2 separate regions of the Mus musculus genome follow, and region 2 is linked to region 1. The links are chromatin loops, found by intact Hi-C in ENCODE. Cell type or tissue: gastrocnemius. All regions are shown on one strand.

Region 1 (8,000 bases):
AAGTCACTCTTCTGGTTATTGGTGCTGGGGGCATACTTAATTTTATATCTTCCTGAAAGACTTACTCAAAGCTATCCTACTCTCTAACACCAAGCACACAGTAGGTATTCAGCAAGCCACTGGATTTACCCAACTCATCTAGAAGGTACAGTAATAAGCTGGATGGAATGGGAAAGAGGATATCCACAGGGGGCCAAAACTTTAGTGCTCTGCATTGCTGTGCTGTTCAATCGATGAGGTGAGAGGTCCTTGGCCCTGTAGAGAGCTGAGTAGAGCCATGGGAAGCCAGATGGGAAGTTGGAGGAGGCGGGGGAAGCTGGCCCTGCAGCTAGTAGTGCTACATGTGTAACATCCCACGGGGAATGCTATGGGGAAACACAGTCTGGTTCTTTTCCATCTCTGGAGAACTGTCCTTTGAGCAGGCATGGGTAGAATGTTTGTTATGGTAACCTATCACTCGCCCACTCCTGGACTCTGCTTAGAGACGAGGCACATACAAGGATGGGTGAGTGGCAGTGACTTAGCTTCTGACTTCCCCTCCCCAAAAAACATGACCAGCAGAGGAAAGAACAAATACACCCCAACAGTCATAACTGAAGTACGAGTGCGCTCCTCCAGCACGGGCACAAGGAAGCTCTGGGAAGGCTCAGAGGGTGAGAACTTCTCTTGGTGAGGGGTCAGCCACACAGGGTGCAGTTTGGAGCCAGGCCATGAAAGAGAGGGGGGTTTATTTATTTATTTTTTATTCATCCATAAAAAGAGAGGGGCTTTATTTGTTTTTCGTCTATTTATCTGGGGGACAGGGTCTCACTATAATAGTACTCCAGGCTGGCCTCCAACTCACAGTGACCTTACTCAGACACACAAGTGCTGTTATTTTTTTTTTAAAGATTTATTTATTGATTATATGTAAGTACACTGTAGCTGTCTTCAGACACTCCAGAAGAGGGAGTCAGATCTCATTATGGATGGCTGTGAGCCACCATGTGGTTGCTGGGATTTGAACTCTGGACCTTCGGAAGAGCAGTCGGGTGCTCTTACCCACTGAGCCATCTCACCAGCCCACAAGTGCTGTTATTACACATAGTAGGTTTATCAGAAAATACATAGGGTGGAAACACTAAAACTGAGGTTCTCCTTAAAACTTTAAGGAGAGCATGTTCCCCTGCTCCAGCTGTCCCTCGTTCCTCCTGAAGATCTTGTAAATAAATATATATGTATATACATATATATGTGCATACACCACACACACACACACACACACACACACACACACACACACACACACACGTTTAGTTGGGCATGTTGGCCCACGACTTTAGTTCCTGCACTCAGGAGGCAGAGGCAGGTTCCAGGCCGGTCTGGTCTACAGAGTGAGTTCCAGACCAGGCAGAGATACACAGTGAGTCCCTGTCTTTAAACAAATAAATAGCATTTGTGTGTGTGTGTGTGTGTGTGCTCAGTCCATCAGGCTGAGATGGCTCAGTGGGTAAAGGTACTTGCCACCACGTTGGACAATCTGAGTTTGATCCCAGAATCCACAAGACGGAGAGAAGCGAATCCACAAACTCTCATTCATGTGTGCTGTAGCATGTTCATGCTTAACACACACATACAAATAACAGTAAGTAAATGTGAAAGAGTCTATAGGGTTGCAACACGGCTCAGCAGTTAGGAACGCTGACTGCTCCTCCAGAGGACCCAGGTTCAATTCTCAGCATCCACATGGTAGTTCACAACCATCTTTAACTCCAGTTCCATGGGATCTGGTGCCCTCACACAGACATACATGCAAGTAAAATACCAATGCACATAAAATAAAAATAGTTACAAAAAGAATCTACTGACACTCTTTTCATAAATGAGTACCAACGACATGTTTGTATTACTAATTTACAGTACCTAATAAAACAAATGGAACTTGTTGTTTAGGGAAGTTTAGGGAGCCCTGTTTCAAGCACTCAGCCCTAAGGACTTGGGAGAGACCACAGAACTTCTGCTTCCTGGGTAGGGGAGCGCCAGCCACCAATCGTGACAGGTGCACCCCATCAGAGGACGGCTGAGGTTCCTCAACAGCAGCTTTAAACACAGCATTTACAGAAAACGCTTTAGCAGGGGTGTCTCCATATTTTAATGACACTAAGTGATCAAGAGATACTGAAAGGGAAGCAGCCAAACTCCTTAAAGAAGCCGAGAGATGACCTCAAGAGGGTGAGGGCTGGTAAGTGGAAACCTGTACTGTCCGAAAAGTCCACACACGGGCAGCCGTAGTGGCCAAATCGGCCTCAGACCTGACTATCACTGCACTTCCTGTTCCGCCTAGCCGCCAGCGCATGGGTGGAGCCAGGTTCAGCGCATGCGCTAGGAACTCAAGAGCCACTCCGCCCTGCAGTGTCCCCAGATTTTCCGGCAGAGGGCAGCCTTCCCCTTCTCATGGACCTGCTGGCACAGCCAAGGCTGCAGATTTCACCTCTGGTGGACCCGCCCCCAGAAAGCGTCCTGGGGAGCTGAGGCTTCAGGGGGGCTGCAGCAGCAAGATGGCCTCTCACTTTACCCAGGAGAGAGATGGCAATGGAGGTGCAAAAATGCGCTGGGCGCCTATATTTTTTTTCATTACTAACTTATCCTTTGTACCTGAAATAGCACCAACACGTAGATGTTTACTAAGTGTTTACTGATGGAAAAGTGAATGAATGAATACCTGAGTTTATAGTTCAAAGATTTAAGCCACGTCTTGAGTTTTATAGTGGCGAGCGGCCTCAGACAAGCAGTAAGTGGAGTCAGTGGGCATAGGGAGGGCAGTCACAGATCTCTGTCCCAAAGACTCAAGGATCGGCCACTCCGGCCCTCCATTCCACCAGACTGCAGTTTTACACATCCAAAGGTTTGCTCAGAACCCTGTGTACGAGCGCACCATTTTTTTCTGCTCTACAAGAACAGGTGTCTACCCCCAAAAACTAAACCGTCAGATCCTGGATACATAGAAAGACTACCTGATTGGTGGCTCCGGGGGTACCGTTTCTCTTTGGGGATTCTCAGTCCCTGGGGATTTCCTCTGGCTCTGGGGATTTCCAAACTGCCTCTGCCTTTCCAATTTTCCACAAGGCCCAAAGCCCAGGACCTGTCTTGACGGTTTCACCAGGCTCTGCCTCAAATCTCAGGGAGACTTGGGTCTGAGTCTACTAATTACACCGCATTCACTATATTCACATCCCATCCTGTCTGGCTGACATTCGAGAACAAGCACAATGAAGCACTGTGTTCTTTTCATATAAACGACCGCTTTTCTCTATTTCCACAGAAGAATAAAGGAAAACCAGCTTAAGGGCTGGCCACACTGATTTAATAAAGCCCAAGGAAGGTCTTCCAGGGTGTGAAAGCTGGCATCCTCATTCTTAAAGGCAGAGAGGCTCCTTCAGGCACTCTCAGGTTCCCCTAAACAGAGGCGGGGGGTAGGGGGGCACACAGATCCTGTATTTGAAGATCTGTGTGCTCACTTCTTGAGGACCTTCCTGGGCCTGTTTCTAGAACCCTTTGAAGTAACAACAAAGCCAGCCCAGTCCCCACAGAAGCAGGAAGAGGTTTCTGCTTTGCCTACCTGGTCTCCGCCCCCACCCCCACGTGCAGAGCCCGCCAAACCCACTGGGCTTGTGAGCACCTGTGTGTTACCAAGCTGGGCAAGAGTCGCATTTGGCAAGGCGGGGAAATACTGCCATAGTGTGGTGGCACATTGCCAGGGACCTCTTGTCTCTAGGGCATCAGGATTCCAGAGTTGGTGAAGTGGGGAAATTGCCAGAGAACAAACCTTCCTTCCTGACAGGAAGGAGAAATGCCACCAGGCTCAGCCTGGGGAGGCGGGTGGGGGGAGCTCTCTGCAGAAGGAGATAAGAAGTAAGAACTGCTTCCCCGCCCCCACCCCACACTTCTAGGAGCCATCTGGAGCTGTAGTGTTCCACACAGTAGCCACTGGCCACGAAAGCAATTTAAATTTAAGTTACATTAAAAATACCAGGGATATTTTGTATTAAATTAAAATCAAGTAAAATGTAAAGTTCTGCTTCTCTGTTGCACAAGCCAGGTTCCAAGTGTTCAGAGGCCACGTGACCACAGGACATTTCTATTTTGCAGTGTGTTCTGTTGGTCAGTTCTGGCCCAGGAGGTCCCCCTCCAGGCTGCTTAAGGTCACTCTTGGCCAAGCGTCCTTCAGAGGGTGTCCCTGACTTGCTGCTGTCCTCCCCCGCCCCTGCCCACAGTCTGCTTACACCCTTGTCCCATGTGTGGAGTCTTGTTCCCTGGGCCTCAAAAAGAAATGGGGGAGAGAGAGCAGTCACAATTAGCATCCAGCCAATGAGCAGAAGCCAGATGCCACAGGGCTGGAAGGAGACTGAAGGAAAGCCAGCCTCCACCCCAAGGCGCCCCGGCTTGGGAGAAAGCCCCTCAGCCCAGCACAATCCGCCCTTGTTTCCACAGTCCTCGGGCCAGCACTGGGTAAGATGTCTGGAATGTAGCGGCCTGAGGGTTTCCCACCAGAGCACTGGCTGCAGGACTCCCAGAAAGGGGCCTAAGCAAAACCTTCAAGGTTCATTTCAAGGGCAAATAAAGTCAATGAAGTCACCTTGTCCCTGGCTGGCCAGGACTTCGGCCATGGGGTACTGACGGCCAAACTGGACATCTCCCTCTAGACAGCCTCATGGGACAAAATGAGGGTGAGGACAACGGACTCTGGGTACCTGCTGCAGTGACGCAGACAAGCCCTACTAAGCCTGGTTACATAGAAGAGTGAGACCACTGAGCGGGTCTGACTGGTAGCACATCCTACCACAGGGCCTGGAAATTTTCTCAGGGAAATCCACAGAAGAGTCTGCACAAACTCCTGTGTGTGGTAAGGATGACACCAGGAGATAGCAGGTGAGAGCTGCCTTTAAATCCTGCGCCTCTCTTCTTGCTTAGCCTTACTGGAGATGGCTGCTGGGAGCAAGACAGGCATGAAGACAGTTGACAACAAAGAGCAGAGTAAGCTTATCAACTGGAAAACAAACAGAAGACCTGGAGCTCAAAGGCACTGGTCCCAGACAGACAGAGAAAACTCAGCACGGTTTGAAGAGCGGGAGTGAAACTATAAAGAGCAGGCTGGAGCTCAGGGCAAGCTGTCCATGCTCAGAGGGACCCTGAGGAAGCTCAGGCTGCTTCCCCAGCTCCACTGGAAGGACACTGTGGGAAAAGGCACTACCCCGAGGACACGAGCAAAGAACACGCAGCTGCGTCCTTAACTGGAACAGAGCCTGCAGCACTTCTGCACACAGATGGTCTCACTCCAGACACCAAGCACTTCCTGGGGTTCAGAAGTGGATTGACGAGGGTGCTGCTCTCTCTCTGGAGCCCCGAATGATCGTCATCCCCACAGTCATCCCCACAGTCCTGGTCCCACCTGCTACAGTTTCAGTTAGCCACAGTCAACTGCAGTCCAAAACAACTTAATGGCAAATTCTAGAAACAAAGGATTCATCAGGTTTCTCATTTGATGATTTTGTTTTGTTTTTCTTTTCTTTTGTTTTGTTTTAATACAGGGTCTCATGTAGCCCAGGCTGGCATCAAATTTGCTATGTAATTCAAGGTGATCTTGAATTCCTGTTTCTCCTCCTCCACTCCCTAAGTGGTGGGATTCCTGGTATTGATCACGGCATGTGGACATTTGTAAGCTTTATTACAATGTTCGGTTAGGATTATTTTATCTTGCTGTTACTGTTAACCTCTTACTGTACTTAATTTATGAATTAAAATTTACCGTAAATACCCATGTACAGGACATAGTATATGTAGGTGTTGGGCATCCACTTTAGGTCTATTACCCTTTGAGGTGATGGGAACCACTTTAATAGTTTTTGAGGCGCTATTCAAAGTGATTTTAAATGCACTATGTCTGTCAGCCCTCACAACACTTATAAGCACCATTATTACTCTTGTTTTATAGCAGAGGGAAATAAGGCCCAGAGAGATGAAAGAATCTGCCCAAGGTCACTCAGCCGGAGGCAAGCCAGCCGAAAGCCACACATCACCCAAAATGTTACCAAAGCCATACATCAGTCCTGATGTCTGAGCCCTTCCCTCTGAGCTGCCTTCCTCTTCTTGTCCCAGATGAGCTGGGAGCGGCTCCTACAGACAGAACCAGCCCCTCACCAATCCCTATACGCACACATCTGCTTCTAAGGCAGCAGTACAAGCTGCAGGCAGGGGAGTTTTGAAAATGGGTGGGGGCTGGTGAGATGGCTCAGTGGGTAAGAGCACCCGACTGCTCTTCCGAAGGTCTGGAGTTCAAATCCCAGCAACCACATGGTGGCTCACAACCATCTGTAACAAGATCTGACGCCCTCTTCTGGAGTGTTGGAAGACAGCTACAGTGTAGTTACATATAATAAGTAAATAAATCTTTAAAAAAAAAAAAAAAGAAAAAAAGAAAATGGGTGGGACAAAAAGAGAACCCAGTACAGATTAGTTTACCCCTCCCCCATTCTTACTCTTTTAATAAGTTGAGCACTTTTAAATTTCTTTTTAATTTTCTTATGTATATGAGTGTCTTGTCTGTATAGATGTATGAGGTCAGAAGAGGGTGTTAGCATCCCTGGAATTGGAGTTATAGATGTGAGCCATCATAAGACCATCACAGGAAACGAACTCTGATCCTTTGCTAGAACAAGGGTTCTGGGTTTTTCAGAAGTTTTTATTACTTTTATGTATATGAGTACTCTGTTGCTGTCTTCAGATACACCAGAAAAGGGCATCAGATCTCATTACAGATGGTTGTGATCTACCATGTGGTTGCTGGGAATTGAACTCAGGACCTCTGGAAGAGCAGTCAATGCTCTGAGTCATCTCTCCAGCTCCAGAACAAGTATTCTTTTTTTTCTTTCTTTCTTTCTTTTGGTTTTTCAAGACAGGGTTTCTCTATGTAGCCCTGGCTGTCCTGGACCAGGCTGGCCTTGAACTCAGAAATCCACCTGCCTCTGCCTCCCAAGTACTGGGATTAAAGGCATGTGCCACCACTGCCCGGCCAGAACAAGTATTCTTAACCACTGAGTCATCTTTCCCCTCCAGCCTTTTGTTTTTGTTTTTAGTTGTCTTTGTGCTTGTTTGTTTTTTGAAGCAAGGTCTTATGTAGCCCAGGCTGACCTCAAAGTTGCTATGTAGCTGATGCTAAACTTGAACTCCTGATTCTTTTGCCTCCAACTCCCAAGTGATATGATAGATTACAGATGTACGCCACACGCAGCAAGATCCCTCTTCCAATGGCAGAGAAGAGACACCAACAGTGGAAGAAAACTCAGCCAGCTGAGTGAAGTGGAAACACTCAGCCCTGCCTTCTCTGGGACCCCCTCCTCTGCTCTGAAGCCATGCTGAAGGAAGTACTGGAGGCTAAGAGCAAAAACATTTTCCACATGTGTATTCGTGTTTTGTCTCCACATTTGTATGTGCACTACATGTGTGCCTGCTGCTCATGGAGGCCGGAGGAGGGCACTAGGTCTCCTGGAATTGGGGTTACAGTGGTTGTAAGCTTGTGTGAGATGCTAGAAACCAAGCCCAGGTCCTCTGCAAGGGTTACAGGGGCAGTCCCTAGGTCATTCTCACACTAGAGTCCTGCCAGAATCTAGTGGAGCATGAGCTAGCAAAAGTGTCTAAGCTAACACTGAGGGGTCTCCATGTGCCTGTGCAGTGTGCTTTGCTCCCACCAGCTAGGGAACGGGCATTTCAGGTGGGGATCAGGCTGGCACCCCTCACTTTCTCCAGTCCCCACAACCTAAACAAGAAACTCCTGTCATCCCGAAGTCCTGAGGTCAGACTCGAGGCCACAGTACATGGGACAGTGCCAGGCACAGATCAGTGCTGTGGGGAACAGGGCTGTTTGCTGTTCACTGGATTCCAGGAAGGCAGACCACAGCAGTGTGCGCCCATCCCCACCCCCACCCTACCCCCAGCACACCCTGTCTCAAACACCATAGCCCAGT
Region 2 (8,000 bases), 55 kb after region 1:
GGTTTTTCTTCAAAGCCTGTAAGTCTCTCTCCCTTTGCCAAGTCTGGAAGGAATCAGCCTCCAGGACAGGAACCAGGCTGGAAGGTGCCAGATGAGAATCTCCCCAGTGTCCTCAGTGTGTGCTGACAAGAAGGCGCTCCCCTTGCCTCCCAGTCTTCTGTTGTGTTGTAAATATGAGAGGATGGGCACCTCAGACCTTCCGGTTCTCTTCAACCCTTGTATTGCATTGTTATTATTCAAACTATGATTATGATTATATATATGTATGTGTATATGTATATATATATGTGTGTGTATATGTATATATATAAGTATATACATGTATATGTGTATATATATATATATATATATATATATATATGTATGTGTGTGTGTATATATATGGGTGTTTTTCTTTTTTTCTTTGTTTCTGTTTCTGTTTTTTTTTTTTTTTTGATTATTTGTTTTTTCAAGATAGGGTTTCTCTGTATAACCCTGGCTGTCCTGGAACTTGCTCTGTTGTGGAAAATATTAATTGGGAATTTCTACTCCTTTCTGCTTTTGATCATTCAGTTTCCAGATGAAAGACACAACACCTTTACATTTATAGTAAGCCTTAACAGCACTAGAGCTGAGCAGATACCAGCCCTCTAAGCTATTTTGTCTACTTCCCTGTCAATAAAGCCCAGATGTGACTTGCCATGTTCTGCCTGGGCTGTTCTTACAATGACTGGCCCACGGCCAGTTCTTCTGATCCCTTACTCCATGGTGTCTTCCTCTCTTCTCTCTCTCCTCTTCCTCCAGCCTCTGCCTCAGACCCTAATCCCTAGAAACCAGAGATCCACTACCTCTCTTCTGCCCAGCTATAGGCATCTTTATTCAACTAATAGTTTTAAATTAAGGAGCAGGGTTACATAGCATCACTTGGTACATGAGGATTTCCTTGTCCCTGAGGCAACCAGGTCTTGGGGACCAGTATTTAGCATTATGATACATGGCAACATACCAAACCTCAACACTGGAGATCAGGCAGGTCTCAAACTCAGAGATCTACCTGCCTCTGCCTCCCCCCCCCCCCCCCCCCCCCCCCCCCCCGACCTCAAGTCCTGGGGTTAAAGTGCATCGCCACTGCCTGTTTTTTGAGCATGCATGTTTGCATACCACTTCCATGCCTGAGTAGCCAGAAAGCCATCAGTTTTCCTGGATTGGAGTTATAGACGGTGTGAGCCAGAATGTGGTGCTGAGAACCCAGTCCGAGTTGTCTGGAAGAGCAGCCAGTGTGCTCATCTCTGAGCTGTCTCTCTAGCCCTATAATTATGATTTTGGCTAAGGTTAAATTATTTTAAATTAAATGCAGGGTACAAGACACTAATCCCATTCCCCTACCTTCTCCCCACCTCAAAAAAGAAAAGAGAAGAAAAAGTCTATCAGCAGAAGCAAGCTAATTGCTGGAGGACCCTGACAGGTGAGCCACATGCTAAATGTTTTGTTTGTTTGTTTGTTTGTTTGATTGGTTTGGGCTTTTTTGGGGAGGGGTGTTGCTTATTTGTTTGTTTTGTTTTGTTTTTTGAAGCTTGCTCTGTAGACTAGGCTGGCCTTGAACTTACAGAGATATACCTGCCTCTGCCTCCGGAGTGCTATGATTAACAGTGTGAGCAGGGACTACTGGGCCCCTTCTAAGCTCCTAAATCACTCCGTTTCTCTTTTCTCCATTCCCGGACCAGGTTCCTCGGTTACCCACTGCTCCAAAGGCCCTATTCAGGCCTCAAGGTCACCTCCTGCCATTCCAGTCATCTCTGTTGAAAAGGTATTTTGTTTTAAGTTATCTACATTTCTTTGGGCAGGTATGAGCACAGTGCAGATGCCTATGGAAATCAGAAGCGCTGGGTCCCTCTGGAGCTGGAGTTGCAGGTGGTTGCTGGGAACCAAACCTCCGTTCTCTGCTCTTAACTGCTAAGACAGATTGCCAGCCCTTCCTGCTATCTTCTTAAAAACCGGTTAGGGTCAGGCACTTGGGAGGCAGAGGTAGGGAAACTGCTACGTGTTCAATACCATCCTGGGCTACATAATGAGACCCTATTTCCTCCCTCAGAGAAATACAAAGAAAAGGAATGAAAATTAGCATTATACTTTCATTCTTTCTTTTTTTTTCCATTCCTTTTTTAAAAGATTTATTTGTTTACTTTATGCATGTGAGTACACAGTCTCTATCTTCAGACACACCAGAAAAGGGCATCGGACCCCCATTACAGATGGTTGTGAGCCACCATGTGGTTGCTGGGAATTGAACTCAGGACCCCTGGAAGAACAGCCAGTGCTCTTAACCGCTGAGCCATCTCTCCAGCCCTTTTTTTACATTCTTTATTTTTCTACTTCCCCTACTAGAAGAAACATTATTTATTTGGAGTTTTGTTTTGTTTGTTCATTTGTTTGTTTGTTGAAACAGTTTGTCTCTATGTAACCTGGCTGTCCTGAAACACAACAGATTAGGTTGGTCTTGAACTCATAGAGATCCTCTTGTCTTTGCCTCTCAAGTGCTGGGATTAAAGACATTTTCCACCCCACCCAGTTTACCCCTACCTCACCCTGCACTTTTAAAGTGTGGAAGAGAGAGAGAGAGAGAGAGAGAGAGAGAGAGAGAGAGAGAGAGAGAGAGAGAGAGAGAGGGAGAGAGAGAGAGAGAGAGAGAGAGAGAGAGAGAGAGAGATGCTTCCAGGGACTCTTTATGCAAATTGATTGCTTCACTGCTCACAGCAATTCTAAGAGCTAGATGTGTGTTTGTATCAGCCTAGAAGATAATAATGGATTGTAAATTAACTAAATTGATAGAGATTGATAGTTAACATGGTCAAAAACACTGTTGAGCCCAAGTAGTGTGAATACAGACAGTCCTAGCTGCAGGGCTGTTGGCATTGTTTAACACAAAATTCCCAAGTTCCATCCCCACAGAGTCTAACTAAGCCTGAGAGAACAAGCAGGGTCGATTTTTAACTGCACTTTCCATGGACCACGCTTTGAAAACTCTCATCTTTTCTTCTAGCAAAAGTCTTTCCTATGCCTCTGATCCCTCTTCCCCAAGGAGCTTGCTTTCCACTCTGGCTGGGAATGCTGATGCTCTGAAGCCTGACGTACGCCCCCTGGTGGTCAGAGACGAAAGATCAGGAGGATAGCCAGTAGGATCCCTGGTCAACAGGACAAATTACCAATATTCTAGAATTACATTCAGCCAGTGATCCCCTGCCAGCAGTAAGCCAATGTCACACACAATATACCTTACAGAAACAAGGCTTCATACGACAGATCCTCCAGGGTGGCTGTCCACCTGTTTTGTTTTTGTTTTTGTTTTTTTTTAATCTATAGATAGATTCATTCCAAGCTGCATGTGGGCAAACTGTTCTCTGGTCCAGTTATCTGTATCTTACAACATGGGGCTCTAGATTCTAGGACTTTACAGAAATGCAAAGATGAGACAAGTTCTCAAGTAGCCTAGGTTGATCTCCACCTCCAGGCTGGGATTACAAGCATGTAACACCTCTCCCCACAAGAGAAAGATTCTCATATATACCTCAGGCTAACATGGAGCTTAAGATCCTCCTGCCTCGGGATTACAGATGTGTGCCATTTTGCCTGGCCTCACATCAGTCTTAAATCATTTACCTTAAAAAGAAAAAGTGCCAAGCAGTGGTGGTGCATGCCTGTAATCTCAGCACTCCAGAGGCAGAGGTAAGCAGATCTCTGTGAGTTCCTGGTCTACGGAATGAGTTCCAGATCAGCCTGGTCTGCAGAGTGAGTTCTAGGGTAGCCAAGGCTACACAAAAAACCCTGTCTCAAGAAAGAAAGAAAGAGAAAGAAAGAAAGAAGGAAAGAAAGAAAGGAAGGAAGAAAGGAGGGAGGGAGGGAGGAAGGAAGGAAGGAAGGAAGGAAGGAAGGAAGGAAGGAAGGAAAGCTGGAGAGGCGGCTCAGTGGTTAAGAGCACTGGCTATTCTTCTAGAGATCCTGAGTTCAAATCCCAGCAACAACATGGTGACTCACAACTCTGTAATGGGATCTGATGCCTTCTTCTGGTGTGCAGGAAAACAGAACACTCATATATGTAAAATAAACAAATAAACCTTAAAAGAAAAAAAAAAAAAAGACCAGGGCTGGAGGTTAGGAGCACTGACTGCTCTTCTTAGAGGCCCTGAGTTCAATTCCCACCAACCACATGGTGGTTCACAACCATCTGTAATGGGAGCTGATGCCCTCTTCTGGTGTGTCTGAAGAGACCAACAGTATACTCACGTACATTAAATAAATAAATCTTTAGAAAAAAAACAACAACAATTTCAATGCAGTTGAGGAACAAGACATGTAGTAGTTCTGAGTCCTCTGTGACGTATGGACCTCAAAGTCATGTGTGAGTGCAAATGTGTCAGTATGGGTTAAAACTCTGTTCACAGTCTATAAAAAGTGAGTGTGCAGCTTACCCAGCTATTCCATTCCTGTGTATCTCACAAAAAGCTGTACATACCCCCTATGTGAACCTGAAACACAGAGGGTTTCTACCAATTCTGTGAATGACAGCTACAAAGTAAGGAAGTGCCCAAGTTAGCACTTCTCAACCCGTGGGTTGGTCCCTTTGGGGGTCAAAGGGCCCTTTTATGGGGGTTGCATCTCAGAGATGCTGCCTGTCAGACATTTACAACAGTAGCAAAATTACAGTTATGAAGTAGCAACAGAATATTCTGTGACTGTGGATCACAATAATAGGAGGAACTATTTTAAAGGGTCACAGCATTAGGAAGGCTGAGAACAGGTGGCAGCTCTGGAATAAGGCTTTTGTAGGCCACGGTACCATCCAGCAATGAGAGGATACAAAGCCCGGCTTCATACAACAACACGGCAGAGCTTGTACATACAGCTGTGAGAAAAATGAGTCCAGCACTGAAGAGTCAATATGCTTGTGACACGCAGGCAAAATACAAATAGCTAAAAGGAACCTACAGCGCCAGAATGGAATAGGAGCTGGCTTTCTGTGGTGAGACTGGAGGCTCCTGCAGAGGTCTCAGCAGGATGCTGGGTAAGCTCCCTGAGTTGATCTCAGTGTATTCCATAAAATCTTGTCTGATTATTCGTTCATAATTTGTGCAATTTTGTGCTTATATATTTTTAAAATAGGGTAGTTAAAATTTCTTGGTGGGGGCTGGTGAGATGGCTCAGTGGGTAAGAGCACCTGACTGCTCTTCCGAAGGTCAGGAGTTCAAATCCCAGCAACCACATGGTGGCTCACAACCATCTGTAACAAGATCTGACTCCCTCTTCTGGAGTGTCTGAAGACAGCTACAGTGTACTTACATATAATAAATAAATAAATCTTAAAAAAAAAATATATATATATATAAAAAAAAAAAATTTCTTGGTGGGAGGTGGTCATGGTGGTACACACCTGTAATCCCAAGAGGTAGGATACAGAGGCAGGAGAATCATGAGTTCAAGGTCAACTAGCTAAAGTAGGAGACCTTATCTCAAACAACTACCACCAAGCCAAACAAACAAAAAACTCCTCTAGGTAGGGCAATGCCCAGAACTGTCTTATCATCAGCTGAAGCCCAGAGTCCCTTCGGGTATCAGAATCAGAAATGTAATGCTCCTCTAGGGAGGTAAGATGTGACCTCAGACCAGGAGCTGGATCCAGATATCCTGCTCAAAGCCAGCCACAAAAGGATTGTCCTGAAGATAAGGCCGATTCCAGAAACACTGTCCTGCTGGGCTATGGAACAGAGCAGAAGAGCAAGGTGTCTGCCAGAGTCTGTGGGATGAATAGTCAGGGCTCTAGCATTGTGCCAATATCAGAGGTTTACCTGAGCACACACTAGACCTCCTGAGAATGCCTGGCTGAGAGGTTGGTCAGTCAAAGCTCTTCAGCGGCGATACGGAGAGGTCAAATGGTAAAATACAGAAGCCCAAAATAGACTTGCTGGGAATTTCCCAAAACCTAGAGATGAACATGACCTGACCCACTAAAGAAACAAATGAGAAAAGAACCCAATACCTTTGGATCCTGGTAGTTCATACCTGCGATTTCAGGACTCAGAATGCTGAGGCAGGGGGATTCCTGTGTGTCTGAAGCCAGCCTAAGCTCCCTGGTGAGATCTTCCCTCACATAAAGACACAAGTATCATGACAGGGTGAAACATGCAATGAATGAGAAAATTCATTACATGGCTTCTACAGCCAATAGGGCAAGCACAAAAGATGTTTCTGAGTGAAAATGAATTTAAAATAAATGCTGAGGACCAATGGTAGGATGTTTATTTAGACTTCCTTCATGAGTCTGCCTTAGCCTTTCACCTGTGTCCACTTCAGCAAAGTATAAGACCTGGGTTGATTCCTAGTACTTCAGAATAATAGAGGATGGATGGATAGAGAGATGAGTTAGACTGGTGCATGATAGATAGACAGGCCATTTAAAATGACCAAATTGCATATAGGAAGGAATTGTATAGTAATGAGATATCATGTAGGAATATGTGTGTAACTGCTTTTAATGATTAATGTTTTAAACCCCCTTCTAGGCCACCAGACATAGTGGTGGGGGGAAAGGTTCTTTGGAGCAAATCCCATCTGTGTTGACAAGAAATCAGCAGTTTAGTTCACAGGTCAGCAGAGGCAGTTCCTCCACTTGAAAACACTTCACGGATATAACAGCAGTCCAGTTCAGTAGTGTCAGGACAGCAGCAGTGGTGGCACGACCTAGCAGGAACAGTCAGGCTTCAGTTGAATCGGCATGAGTTAGCAGGAGGAACCAGGATCACCAAGAATGCCAAGAGAAGTTCTCAGCTGTGCCTCTTTCAGCCAATCAAAGATCAGTGAAGACTCGAGACCAACAAGAATTGCTCAGGTAGCTCTATAAGCAAGCCCTTCTCACGGCCGTTGAGTCCTATTTACACTCCCTCCAAACATCACATGTCCTCCCTGGGTCTTGCCTTAGCACTTGAGGCTGCATTAGCTGACATCACTCTGCCAATCAGCCTGAGTCTGCAGAACTAGCAAGAAACTGCAACATACCACCAGAAGGGGTTTTTTGGTGTGTGTTTCTCTCTAGGAAGTTCAGAATCCAGACAAATGGAGCTGAACTATGCAATGCAAGGTGGACCAATACATGTATGTCATTTACTTAGCGAAGAATCCTTTGTCATGTGTCCTTTTTCATGCTTGTTTTAGCAGAACATCCTTTCACCTGTGTCCACTTCAGCAAAATGTTCCTTTATGTGTCTGTTTTAGCAAAACATTCTTTCACTTCTGTCTGCTTTAGGAAAACACTCCTTCCCATGTTTGCCCATTCAAAACACCATCCAACACAACTGACTTTCCAAATAACACTAAGTTTGCACTTTATATGTGTTTGAAAAAGAACTACATATGGAACTGGGGAGATAGTCCAGTCAATAGAGCGCTTGCCTTGTGAACATGAGGACCTGAATTCAAATCCCTAACACACTCATTTCACAGGAACACACACAACCCATACATGGTTCAGAATGCAGGAATAGAGGCCAGGGTGTGACTCAAGAATAGAGTGCATAGCCAGGCATGGTGGCACAGGCCTTTAATCCCAGCACTTGGGAGGCAGAGACAGGCAGATTTCTGAGTTCAAGGCCAGCCTGGTCTACAGAGTGAGTTCCAGGACAGCCAGGGTGATTCAGAGGAACCCTGTCTTGAAAAAACAAACAAACAAACAAACAAACAAACAGAATAGAGTGCTTGTCTATCATGTTCCAGGTCCTGGGTCAACCACAGAGCTACACACACATACTCACACACACACACACACACACACACACACACACACACACAAGCAAGACTAGGGGTCAAGAAGCAGAGAATTACAAGTGGGAGATACAAAGTAATATTATGCATTGCAGTTAATGCATACTAAGGAATGTATACTTAGTAAGTATACTTAGACAAGCTAGGGCTACATTCTAGGACATTGTCTTAGTCAGGGTTTCTATTCCTGCACAAACATCATGACCAAGAAG

The links. Peaks named below come from ENCODE experiments on the same cell type or tissue, not always from the same donor. Only the 100,000 strongest peaks of a DNase experiment are listed, where the experiment ranks them.
Region 2: a loop joins it to region 1, with 5 times the contacts of the local background. A loop is called at or near these places in 21 of 42 quality-filtered maps.

The regions. Positions count from the first base shown.
Region 1 is chr11:77,787,768-77,795,767 of GRCm38, reverse strand. All of the region lies in intron 1 of Myo18a (myosin XVIIIA), which reads right to left. Gm10277 reads left to right here and starts at 7,146. Exons shown (of 1, transcript XM_030246464.1): 1 at 7,146-8,000. In gastrocnemius, no CTCF peak of the experiment used is centred here; DNase peaks (open chromatin) are centred at 2,390 and 3,710; H3K4me3 peaks cover 1,086 bases; H3K27ac peaks cover 4,632 bases.
Region 2 is chr11:77,732,588-77,740,587 of GRCm38, reverse strand. No RefSeq gene overlaps it. Among named protein-coding and RNA genes, the nearest start is that of Cryba1, 11 kb to the right of the region's middle. In gastrocnemius, a CTCF peak has its summit at 3,123 (motif pointing left); a DNase peak (open chromatin) is centred at 3,118.